2 separate regions of the Homo sapiens genome follow, and region 2 is linked to region 1. A link is a contact called in ENCODE Hi-C or POLR2A ChIA-PET data. All regions are on one chromosome and are shown on one strand. Each heading gives the region's core, a stretch centred on a gene start or an enhancer-like site at or near the end of the contact. The rest is flanking DNA. Distances are from core to core; before and after follow the strand shown.

Region 1 (5,622 bases), core at 1,348-3,847:
TAAATGTACCAAATGATCTAGCTCTTAAATTTTGCTGTACATCGTCAAATTACCTGCAGATCTTAAAAAACAACAATAACGAAACACCAATGCATGGTTCCCATTCCTGTCAGATTTATGGATGTGAGGTATGAACAGGGCATTGGGACTTTTAAAAGCTTTCCAGATCATTCTAAAGTGCAGCAAATTTGGGAGCCACCACTCTCATTCAAGATAAAGATTATCAAATTGGATTTAAAAAAAAATACTTGGCCAGGTCCGGTGGCTCATGCCTGTAATCTCAGCACTTTGGGAAGCCAGGTAAACTCAGGAGATTGACACTAGCCTGGGCAAAATGGTGAAACCCCATGTCCACAAAAAATTAGCTAGGCATAGTGGTGAGCACCTACAGTCCCAGCTACTTGGGGTGCTGAGGTGGGAGGATCACTTGAGCCGGGGAGGCAGAGAGTGCAGTAGGCAGAGACAGCGTCACCGCATTCCAGCCGGGGCAACAGAGCCTGACCCTGTCTTAAAAACAAACAAACAAACAAACATCATACACACACACTTCTTTTTTTGAGACGGAGTCTCGCTCTGTCGCCCAGGCTGGAGTGCAGTGGCGGGATCTCGGCTCACTGCAAGCTCCGCCTCCCGGGTTCACGCCATTCTCCTGCCTCAGCCTCCCGAGTAGCTGGGAATACAGACGCCCGCCACCACGCCCGGCCAAGTTTTTTTTTTTTTTTTTTTTGTATTTTTAGTAGGGATGGGGTTTCACCGTGTTAGCCAGGATGGTCTCAATCTCCTGACCTCGTAATCCGCCCGCCTCGGCCTCTCAAAGTGCTGGCATTACAGGCGTGAGCCACCGCGCCCGGCCACACACACACTTCTTAAACTCACTTAACTCTAAAGGTACACACAGGAAAGAAAGCTGGTGGTGTTATTTACATATGAGGCAAAGTTGACAATAGCAAGCATTATTAGAAATAAAGAGGAACATTTCACAATTGGAAATATTCAAAAGAGCTGGAATACATTTGTCTTATTTAAGGCATAGAGAGAAGACTCGCATGGCTGTAGACAAAACTGATTGGAGGATGACCAGGTACTAGGCTGTATCTGTAATCTAGGTGAGAGAGCATGGCTCAGGGGTAATATACGTGGGAATGGCTTGGATTTGGTTTATATATTGGAGCTAGATCTTTGATGAGATTGAGTGAAGGCTGCAGTGGGAAAGGGTAAGCAAGAATGACTCCTAGACACCGCTCAGCAATAAAAAGCACTTAAAATATTTATCAATATATAGATGAATTCCAACATAATTATGCTCAATGAACAGCCCCCACTTCCCTAAAGATTACGTGCGATACAATTCCATTTATATAAAACACCAAGAAAAACAGGTTGGGCACAGTGGCTCACATCTGCAATCCCAACACTTTGGGAGGCTGAGGCAGAGGGTCAATTGAAGCTAGGAGTTCCAGAGCAGGCTGGGCAACACAGAGAGACCCCATATGTTTAAAAAAAAACAAAAAGCTAGACATGGCGGTCCTCACCTGCAGTCTCAGCTACTCGGGAGGCTGAAGCAGTTGGATTGCTTAAGGGCAGGAGTTTGAGGCTACAGTGGGTCCCGATCGTGTCACTGCACTCCCGCCTGGGTGACAGAGCAAGCGAGACCCAGTCTGTATAAAAAGATATTTAAAAACTCCAGGAAATTCAAACTATAGTGACAAAAAGCAGATGGGTGGGAGGGGGAGGAGGGAAGGAGGGAGAGAGGAAAGGGTTACAGAGAGACGGGAGGAACATCTTCACTGTTGATTGTGATGATGGTTTCACAGTGTATACATGTGTCAAGATGTATCAAACTGCACACTTTAATTTGCGCCACTGCACTCCAGCCCAGGTGACAGAGTAAGGTCGCTTTCCCCGGGCTCGGCCGGCCTCTCCACCCGGCGCTCGGGTGCTGCGCTGCCTGTTCCTGTTGCCACTTCGTGTAAGTTAGCGCAGGCAACAACACACAAGACCAGCACACGTGAAATGGTCCATTTTAATGCACTGCCCCCAGGGAAAGGAACATTACCGGCTTCTGGCCATGTCGTCTTCCCAGTCCCAGATGGCGGTTCCGGGTTTGGGCTCCGAGGCCCTTCGCAGCACTAGGGCGGCGCGAGTAGGGCCGCCCTCCGAGCCATGCTGCGGTCCGAGGTGACGCGCGCACGCGAGTTCGCGGACACGCACGAGACGCCCGGGCCACGGAGGCGCGGGGCTGGCCCAGGGTCCCCGCCAGGCCGAGCTCTAGGGCTGCCGGCCCGGCCCGGTGACCCCCGCGCTCCCCTCCGTCCGCTAAGGCCCCGCGGCGCCGCGCATGCGCCCCGCCGCCGCCCCCGCCCCCACCGCGCCCGCGCCCGCGCCCAACGCCCCCACCGCGGCCCGCGGGCCATGGAACCTGCCAAGGCCGGCGCGGTTCGAGCGCTCCGGTGCGCGCGTTCAGGCGCCTTTCCCCCGTGAGCCCGGCGGCGCTCGGACCGGGCCGCCCGCCGCCGGGCAGCTCCGCCCGCCTCTAGCGCCGGCTGGGCGCGCCCCCGCCCCGGTGCCCGCGCGTGCGCGCCCCCGCCGCCGCGTGTGAGTGTGAGTGTGAGTGTGAGTGGGTGTGGGTGCGAGCCGGGCCGCCGACGATGCCGCGGGGCCGCCCCCCGAAGCCCAGGGAGAGCAAGGCGCGCGGCGACTCCGGTAAGGCCCGCGGCCGCGCCCTCGCGCCCCGCCGGCGGCCGGTGCGGGGCCCGCGCCCTGCCAGTCCCCGGATGCGGCGCGGGGGGCGCCGGGAGCGGCGGGGCGGGGGCGGGGGCCGCGCAGACCCGGGCCGCCGCCGCCGCCGACTGGCCGGGCGGGCCGCAGCGCGGGCGGAATGATACGGGCGAGTCGCCGCCCGGCCCCTCCGCGCGCTGGGCCTACTTTCCTGGGCCGGGCGGCGGCTGAGGCGGGAGGCGGGAGGCGGGTGAGGGAGCAGGCGGCCGCCTCCTGCGCGCGCCCTGCCCCCGCTGGCCCTGCCGCGGCCCGCGCTGAACTTGAGGGAAAGTGGCCGCCCCGTGTTCCGTCCCGGGGCCGGAGGGCCGCGGGGCGCGCTGGGGAGGCGGCCTGGCCAGAGCCCGGGCCTGCGGATACCGCGCCCCGGGCTCCTCCCGGACGGCGCCCCCGCCCGACCCTGCGCGGCGCCGGCTGCCCCGGGGACGTTGGGCTCGGCCCACAGGGAGGCCGTGGAGCGCGGGGTCGTGCACACAGTAGGCGCCAGCGTTGTCCGGGAAGCGCAGGGTCGTGCACACAGTGTGCTCCAGTGTTATCTGGGGCGCGCTGTGGGGCGTGCATACAGTAGGCGCCATTGTGATCCGGGAACTTGAACCCTGAGCCTCTGCAGACGCTGTGGGTAGTGCATACAGTAGGCGCCATTGTGATCCGGGGGGCTGGAACCCTGGGCATCTGGAGAGCGCTGTGGGTCGTGCAAACAGTAGGCACCATTGTGATCCGGGTAGCTTGAACCTGGAGCTTCTGGAGAGCGCTGTGGGTCGTGCATACAGTAGGCATCAGTGTTATGTGGGGAGCGCTAGATCGTGCACACAGTAGGCGTCAGGAAGTGTTTTCCCCAGTAATTTATTCTCCATGGTACTTTGCTAAAGTCATGAAATAACTCAGATTTTGTTTTCCAAGGAAGGAGAAAGGCCCAGAATTTAAGAGCAGGCAGACACACAACCGGGCACCCCCAGACCCTGGCCCTTCCAGCAGTCAGGAATTGACTTGCCTTCCAAAGCCCCAGCCCGGAGCTTGAGGAACGGACTTTCCTGCGCAGGGGGATCGGGGCGCACTCGCCGGTGCCGCGGTTCCCAGGTCGAGGGCAGTGGGGTAGGGGGCGCCGCGCTTTTTCTCGCGGGCGCCGTGGTTCCCGTGCGGCCTTGGACGCGAGTCTCCCCCTGCAGGCCTGGTCCCTGGTCCTGGTCACCCGTGCAACTGGAGCGGCGCTCCGCGTTTGGAAAGGGTTTTGAAGGGGGTTCTAAGGGGGAGTGGGCGCCTAGGACTCCCTATGGGAGTCGGTGGGTTATACCTTGACTGCCGTTGATTTTTATTTAACTGTTTAGCTTAGTGACTCAAGTGTTCCCCTTTTCTTGGGGATGAGTAAACTGAGGCTCATTAAAGAGCTTGTGACCAAACAACACAGGTGCCCCAGAGAAAGGTCGGGCCTGGAAACTACAAAGGATTGTGTTAATTTTGTGTTTAGGAAGAAAGAGGTAATGGGTAGGAATCAATGTAAACTTATTCATAGGCCACACCAAACCAGGAATTCTTGTCGTGATTGCACTTGGTAGAGTTAACACACGTGCACATTACGGAAACGTTGGTGACCAACAGGCGTTTCAGCGAGCTTTCGCACACCTCATGGGCCTTTGTGGGCTGCTGGAGAGATGTTGGCTGCACCATGACCCAGGTATGCAGATTTGTAGTTGGATAACAGCAGTGCTCAGAATTTTGATTAATGGTTGATGGTGTCTGGCCTTTAAGGAAGTCTTTGTTGCCTCTCCCGCTTTTGAGTTTTGGCCTTGACCTTATTTCGTTAGTTTAATTGTTTTGTTAGTATGCCATCTGCCAAAAATAATGTAAGGTGCAGTGTCTCAGTTACTTGGAAGAAGGCTTAGGATAGAGAAAGAATGTAAAATTTCCACGGCCACAGGCGGGGCACCCATTCCCCCAGTATCCCCATCTCACCGATGGTATCCCTGTCCACCTGGTGTTTCACCCTCAGGCCTCAAGAATTATTCTATTTCTTTTATCCCCCAACACACTTCCTAATTTAGTGTTGCAGCTTCTACCTCGGGAATGTATTTCCAGTGGGCCCTCCTCTTTCCATCTCCAGAGATACCCTCTGACCCAGCCTCCCTCTCCGGGCTGGAGAGCTGCAGGAGCCCCCTTCCTGGGCCCTGCTAGTCCTGGGCTCCTGTAAATAAATCTGTCACTTGTCAGCGTGGATGAACTTGTTAAATGTAAATCAGATGGCTACACCCTGATTAAAAGCGTGCATTGGCTTCCTCATCCCTTTAACAGAAACCCATTCCTCCAGGATCCTGTTGATCGGGCCTTGTCTGACTCTTCTCTCTTTCCTTGCTCTGGCATGCAGTCTTTTGTGTTCCTTGATGCCACATTAGTTTTTGTCTTAGGGCATTTGCCATTTCCTAGTCTGAGAAGCACTTTTTGCTAGTCTTGTGGCTCCAAGTGATTTAGCGTCTTCAGAGAGGCCTTCCTCAAACCTGCTTAAAAGTTACCTTTCCCTTCTGAACACCAGTCCTCCTGTAGCAAAGTGGTTCTCAAACTGTGGTTCCTGGACCCCTGGGGGTTCCCTGAGATGTTTTCAGGCTTCTGTAAGGTAAATATCATAGACTAAGACTGTTAGGCTTTTTCACTCTGTTAATTTTTGCACTAATTGTACAAAAGCAGTTGTTGGCACAACTGCTGACATCTTAGCACGAATCTAGGTGGTGGTGGCGGTGCCTAAGAGTGAGGCTGTATTACCTTCATGTATCACAGTCAAGAAGAACAGGTTGCACCAGAGAAAATGCAGAATAGATATGACAATCCAACTGTCTTCTGTTAATCGAGACATTACAA
Region 2 (5,622 bases), core at 901-3,400, 380 kb before region 1:
GTGGACACACACACCCGCAAGATGGCACAGCCCGCAACACACCTAGGCTGTATGGTGAAGCCACAGCATCCTCCTAGTGAGGCTGGGTCTGCTCCTAGAGATTGTGCCCAAGCCTGAAAACAGTGAGCATCAACCACCCTGCATGGCCGCCACCTACATGCCCATCCCACCCACCAGAGGGTGAGGAGGGCAGAGGCCCACTCCCTCCAGGCACACAGGCAAAGGGCAGCCTGCCAGAGAGTAGCTGTGTCCAGCACGGAACAGGCCCCCACCAAGGACGAGGGACGCATGAATCAAAATGCTTGTATCCAACCAAAGAGGCCTACATGGTGCAAGGAGAAAAGCAACTCTTCAGTAAAAACAGGAATCCCACCTGACACAGGGTAAGTAAGGTAAAGCAGCAGAACGATGAGCCAGTTAGAAAGGATGTGAGAGATGTCGAGTCTCTCAGGTCAGCGTCTGAGTGTTCAAGAGGGAGGGGCTGCACAGACAACTCCCCGGGGACAGGCTCTGCTCATCTGCTCATCTCTGCATAGAACAAATCCATTTCCTGCTTCCAAGGGTCCAGAGAGGGTCTCCCTTCTGGGGCCGGCTCCAGACCTGCACAGAGAGGCACCCAGATGGGCCATGTTCTGAAAACCCAAGTGATTTCGCATAGAAAGGAAGCGTGTTTGTATAAGCCTACAATCTCACACACACTAAGAACTCCTGCTTAAACATCTATAAAACCCAAAGCAGCTCCATATTTCCGGCTGGGAAGCACACAACACATTAACACACAGCTTCCATGAAAGATGACAGGGCCACCCACGAAAAGACCTGGGGTGGCAGCTCCCTGTTTGCTCCGAGTTTTGCAGCCTCCCAGGTTTTCATGGAAGCAGATGGGACACAGAAAAGAATACTGATAATAGACCTGAGGGGGTGAAGGGGCATGAGCTAAAAAATCAGTGTCGGTGTCAAGAGTGTCCCCATACCTCCCCCACGGGGGTCGGGGATTCTGAGCATTTTGTATTAATACTTCAACTCCCGAGGGCCCAGATAACAGCAAGACAGGAGCCTTCTGAAAAGACAGACCCCATGCTGTGCCCTCTCACAGGCAAATACAGCGCCAGGTAGAAACCTTATCAAGAATTATAGGCTTCACAATGTCTTTCCAGAAAGCCCCGCTTTGGAGGCGCCTAAGGAAACACGAGCAGCCTCAGCAGCAAATGAAAAGCAGCAACACAGAGGTTCTGCTCCTTCCTCCAGGAACGCACCCAGCAGAGCCATGCAACAGAGCGGGCATGAGAGAGATGCCCACCCAGAGGAGCCAAAACCCACTTGCTCCAATAAAAAACAACAATTAGCCAGGCATGATGGTGTGCACCTGTAGTCCCACCTACTCGGGAGGCTGAGGCAGGAGCATCGCTTGAACCCGGGAGAGGGAGGTTGCAGTGAGCTGAGATCATGCCACTGCACCCCAGCCTGGGTGACAGAGCAAGACTCCATCTCCAAAAAAAAAAAAACAACAACAACATTAAAACTTCCCCCAAAACTGGAGAAGTAAATAAGCTTACCAGGAAGATTTCTTAATGACCTTTTACTCCAAGCTAATTTAAATGATTTTGGTCTTGGCACTCATTGTGGATGGCTGTGTAATGATTTATGATGATTTTACAAGGCAAGTGATTCACAGGAAAGCCTCGTCCTTCCCCAGGCCCCAGTTCACTCCCCCACAAAAATGCTGAATCTGATATTCAAAGTATGAATGAAACACACTATTTATATCTAACTTAGTGACTGGATGTGGTATAAAAACCTTACAAGTGCGAACAATCATATAGAAAATACGTTTACAGGGAAGAAAAGAAAAACAACTAAAATCCTGGAAATTGGTGGCTCTGAAATAATTGTACAGACTCCCCTGGACCTCCAACGTTTGTCTATAAAGGATGTTAAATGTCAAGACACTTCTCCAGTTCGAGAGAATTCAACTGCCAGAAGCCAGCTCCAGAGACAGGATTCACCCAGGAGGAGCCCAGGCCTGGTCAGGGCCGTTAGAGACAGCCCTCGAGTGCAGCATGAAGCAAAAGGAGATTTGTTCTGTGCAAAGACTCACACCAATCACCAAAACCCTGTGCTCTAGGGCTATCAGCTCCTGCCTTCTTTCAGAGCAGCAGCTCCTGGGGTCTGCGCCCAGAGAAGCGGCCTCTGTGCCAGCCAGCTGTGTGCCAGCAGCTGTGCACCCGTCAGCGTGCAGGTCACAGGGTCATGGCCAACACAGGGCATTCAGCACAAAGTGCACACGTGCAGTTGGGAACCCTGGTCCCAGCCCTCATGCTCCCAGTCACCAGCCACATGCCTTTCTAGGCGTGTCCTTCACGCCCTCAACTCGTCCCCTCCTCTGTCAGGCACAGAGAAACAATAAGAAGAAGCCACATGTCACCGAAGCCCCTTGCAAATGCCTCCTTCTATAAAATCCAGTGACCCCCTCAGAGCCCACAGCATCCAGACCCCAGGGACATCCAGGCAAACACACACCTGGCACTTAGGCCCCTCTTCTCATCCCAGGCAGCTTCCTACCCTGCAGGTACCCTTCCAGGAGTGCTGGGGAAATACAGACACTCTCGCTCGTGGATCACCAGAGCCCCCAAATACAGCCCCATCTAGCCCAGCTCAGCAGCACAGCCTCGGCATCCTGGGCCATGACCACGGCTGAGCGGAAGATGGCACAGTATCAAGGAGCATGGCCCTTGTACATCTGAAAGGCCTTTGTGCCAGCATCGGACCCATCCAATCCTTGCACAGCCTTGACTCCCCGGTACCCCCGCCCTAGCTAGAGCCTGAACCCTGGCCCTCAGGCACCCGGTGACTAGAGAATGCAGTCTCCATTTCCTTAAACTCACTTAAAAGCTTTCCCCGAAACTTGCAGAGCCCTGCAATTTACAGGCAGACGTTCAAGGAGCAGCATCCACGATGCTCTGCGATCAACAAAGCAAGCTCTTCCTTCTTTCCTATTTCCTGCTCACTACCTCTCCGCCTGTCCCATCTTTCAAAAATAAGACCTGCTGTAAATCCCTGTGAGAACTGCACAGGATGTGTTTTTAGACTTAAGAACATTGTGAAGGGAAAGATACATAAATGTAGAAATAGAAAAAGTGCTGAGACAGTAACCAAGTTAAGCCCAAACCGCCATTATCTGAAGGACACGTGAGCAAAGCTGCCTCTGCCCAGGGGTTGATTAAGTGATCCCCTCCTGATGTCCACAGTTGACTAGCAAAGTTTCTCAAACCTTAAAGAAACAGTCAAAAATTAATTCCCTGCAACGAACTCTCCTAAGGGGTTACTCAGTGGCCAAATCAAAAGATCTCTGTAATCATTCTTTTTAGCTGCAGGCAAAAATTGCTATTTAAGACAAGGGCATCCCTTCCAAAAAAAGAACAAGAATGCTGTCCTCAGAGCTTCCAACTTCAAAACACGCCATGGGCGGCCGCCCCAATTAGGAGGATTATTGGGACGTCAGCGGCCCTGCTGGCACGACGGGCTGTGCTTTAAATCCCGCCAACCCCTGTAAGCCAGGAGGGTTTCGATGGGATGCCTCCTCCACCTTTATCCTGGTCCCTAGTGGGGCGTGCCTCACGTAGGAGCAGCGCCGTGTGATAAAGTGCTACCTACCTCAGTTCCAGCCGCAGACATTTCCGTCCTGGGCTGCTCTATTCCACTTTCTCAAACGCACGCCAAATACAAGTTGTTCCAACTCTCCCTGTAACACACGGGCCTGGAGATAACCAGCCTTATAAAACTTGTGCATGTGAGCCTGCCACCCAAACCACAGGGAATACGGAAAGGTTCTGCAACAACACAGATGCTCAGAGCCAAGGTGGAGGGTACAGCATGTGTCCAGCTGACATGCAATATGGCGCCCACGCACCTCGGACGGCAGGGACCCATCTGAACACATGGTGTGCCTGTGTGTTCAATCACAGATTTGTTGTTCTGGTAAGATGTATTACAAACTTTTTCCAAGGCTGGAACTGGGAACATGCCAGACAAAACCGTAATTTAATTGTTTAGGCATAAATATGACTTGCTGACTAGGGTTTTAAAGCAGATTTCCAATGGATCTCTTGCTGTATGTGAGTGTGTGTGAGTGTGTGTGTATGTGTGTGTGTTTCTCCAGAGATGTAATCAACAGTTCAAGGCCACTTTTTTTAAATGCCTTATATAATTTTTGAAATAAATTTTTTTATTTCATTTTGAAAAACTTAGGTAACAATCACATTTATTAAAAAACAGGAAGTAAAATGTTTGAAAAAACTGTTTACTCATAACATAAAAATACATTGTAACGGAGAAGGGGAGAGTCTGAAGAAAGGACAAAATATAAAGTAGAAAATATGTAGCTACATTTTAAAACTAACCATGTAAACATCAAAAACATCTAAAGACATATATATTAAGGCTGCTGCCATACCTTTGGATATTTTTCTTTTTCTTTTCCTTGTCTTTCTTTTTTTGCCTATATCATACAATTGAAATTAAATGACTTTCTCCAGATTACTTACATTTGCTAAATTTGGGATACATTTACTCTGTAGGCCAGTATTTCAACTAATCAATCCCTTCTGTAAGTGAGGAAGAACTGCCTTTTTGACCTAATAATACAGAGCAGAAAAGTCACTTCCTGACACACGCCCCGGTAAGCTGCTGAAACACTTCCCGGTGTGAAGAAATGTGTACCCAGGGTTAACCCCACTGACACTACAGAAACTTCTTTAGAAACAAGCACTGCAAAGCCTTGATACAACACATACAGCCAGAAAGAAAACCATGTTCACAAAGCCAGGGGGTATGTACAGCGCAAACATAGCGGAAGCAGTCTCTGTCCACATCCCCGAGGAACTTCAGGTGACGGCAGGCTCCTTAGAGGTGTTCCAGTCCTAGGGCGGTGCGGTCAGGGGCTAACGAGGGTATCCCTGCAACAAGCACTTCCTGAGCACCTACCAAGTGCAAGGCCTCGTATCAGGAGCCAGAGAATCTAAGATGACTCAAAAAAAGCACCCGGCTTCAAGGAACTCAAAGTCAGACAGGGAAGCATACTATTATCAAAGCGTGCTGGCAGCGCACCAGTAAGACAAGGAGAAGTTTCCAGAAGGCCAGGAGGGAAGCGATTCACTATATTTGCAAGGATTGGCCAGGTTTTCCCCTGGGAACCTGAGGCTCACCTGGGAACCACACTGGTGTGGCTTGAATTCTAAGTACTTTTCATGACCCAAGCACAAAACACCAGGTCCTCCCTGGCTCCTCCCTCCCCATCTCAGCAGTGCCCAGTAATAACCCCACATCCTGTCGGCTGCACCTCCCAACTCACTCTTGAATCCATGTGCCCAAGTCAAGCCAAAGCCATCGTTCCAGAGCACAGATGGGGCCGGTCTCCACCAGTCTCCCAGCCCTTCAGAGGCTCCCCAAGTCTGCAAGATGAAGCCAAACTCTTCACCTTGGCTTCTCAGGGTCTGAACCCCATAGCTGCCCTGGACCCCGGTGTCTAGAGCCCTGAGCCCTACTCCGGCCCAACAGCCTCCCAAGTACCCATGCTCATGCTCTCCTCTGGCCCTCAGGCCTGCGTCCCTGCCCCACCTGTCA

What was found. Hi-C counts contacts between places; a loop is a spot of excess contacts on that map. ChIA-PET counts read pairs that join two places held with the same protein, here RNA polymerase II (POLR2A). Pooled maps may share reads with other maps.
Region 2: a loop to region 1 is called in a pooled map, with 3 times the contacts of the local background. The contact joins the enhancer-like site here to the promoter of ZNF236 in region 1. A Hi-C loop is called at or near these places in 3 of 168 maps with a recorded cell type or tissue (ascending aorta, chondrocyte and endothelial cell of umbilical vein) and 6 of 50 pooled maps. POLR2A ChIA-PET finds 5 or more read pairs at or near these places in 3 of 52 experiments (AG04449, GM12878 and Panc1).

Annotation. Positions count from the first base shown.
Region 1 is chr18:76,819,960-76,825,581 of GRCh38, forward strand. It overlaps ZNF236 (zinc finger protein 236), which reads left to right and starts at 2,598. Exons shown (of 31, transcript NM_001306089.2): 1 at 2,598-2,703. The coding sequence starts at 2,649. ZNF236-DT (ZNF236 divergent transcript) reads right to left here and starts at 2,336. Exons shown (of 3, transcript NR_040024.1): 1 at 2,057-2,336. RefSeq lists silencers at 403-482, 2,180-2,369, 2,490-3,229 and enhancers at 1,880-1,959, 2,000-2,109.
Region 2 is chr18:76,443,766-76,449,387 of GRCh38, forward strand. The region is part of intron 2 of ZNF516 (zinc finger protein 516); the gene reads right to left. Among named protein-coding and RNA genes, the nearest start is that of ZNF516-AS1, 45 kb to the right of the region's middle. RefSeq lists enhancers at 2,333-2,911, 2,912-3,490, 3,491-4,068, 4,954-5,455, 5,456-5,622. Within about 2 kb of position 2,151, at least 8 of the 41 ENCODE cell types and tissues checked have a DNase peak (open chromatin) inside an H3K27ac peak, as active enhancers do.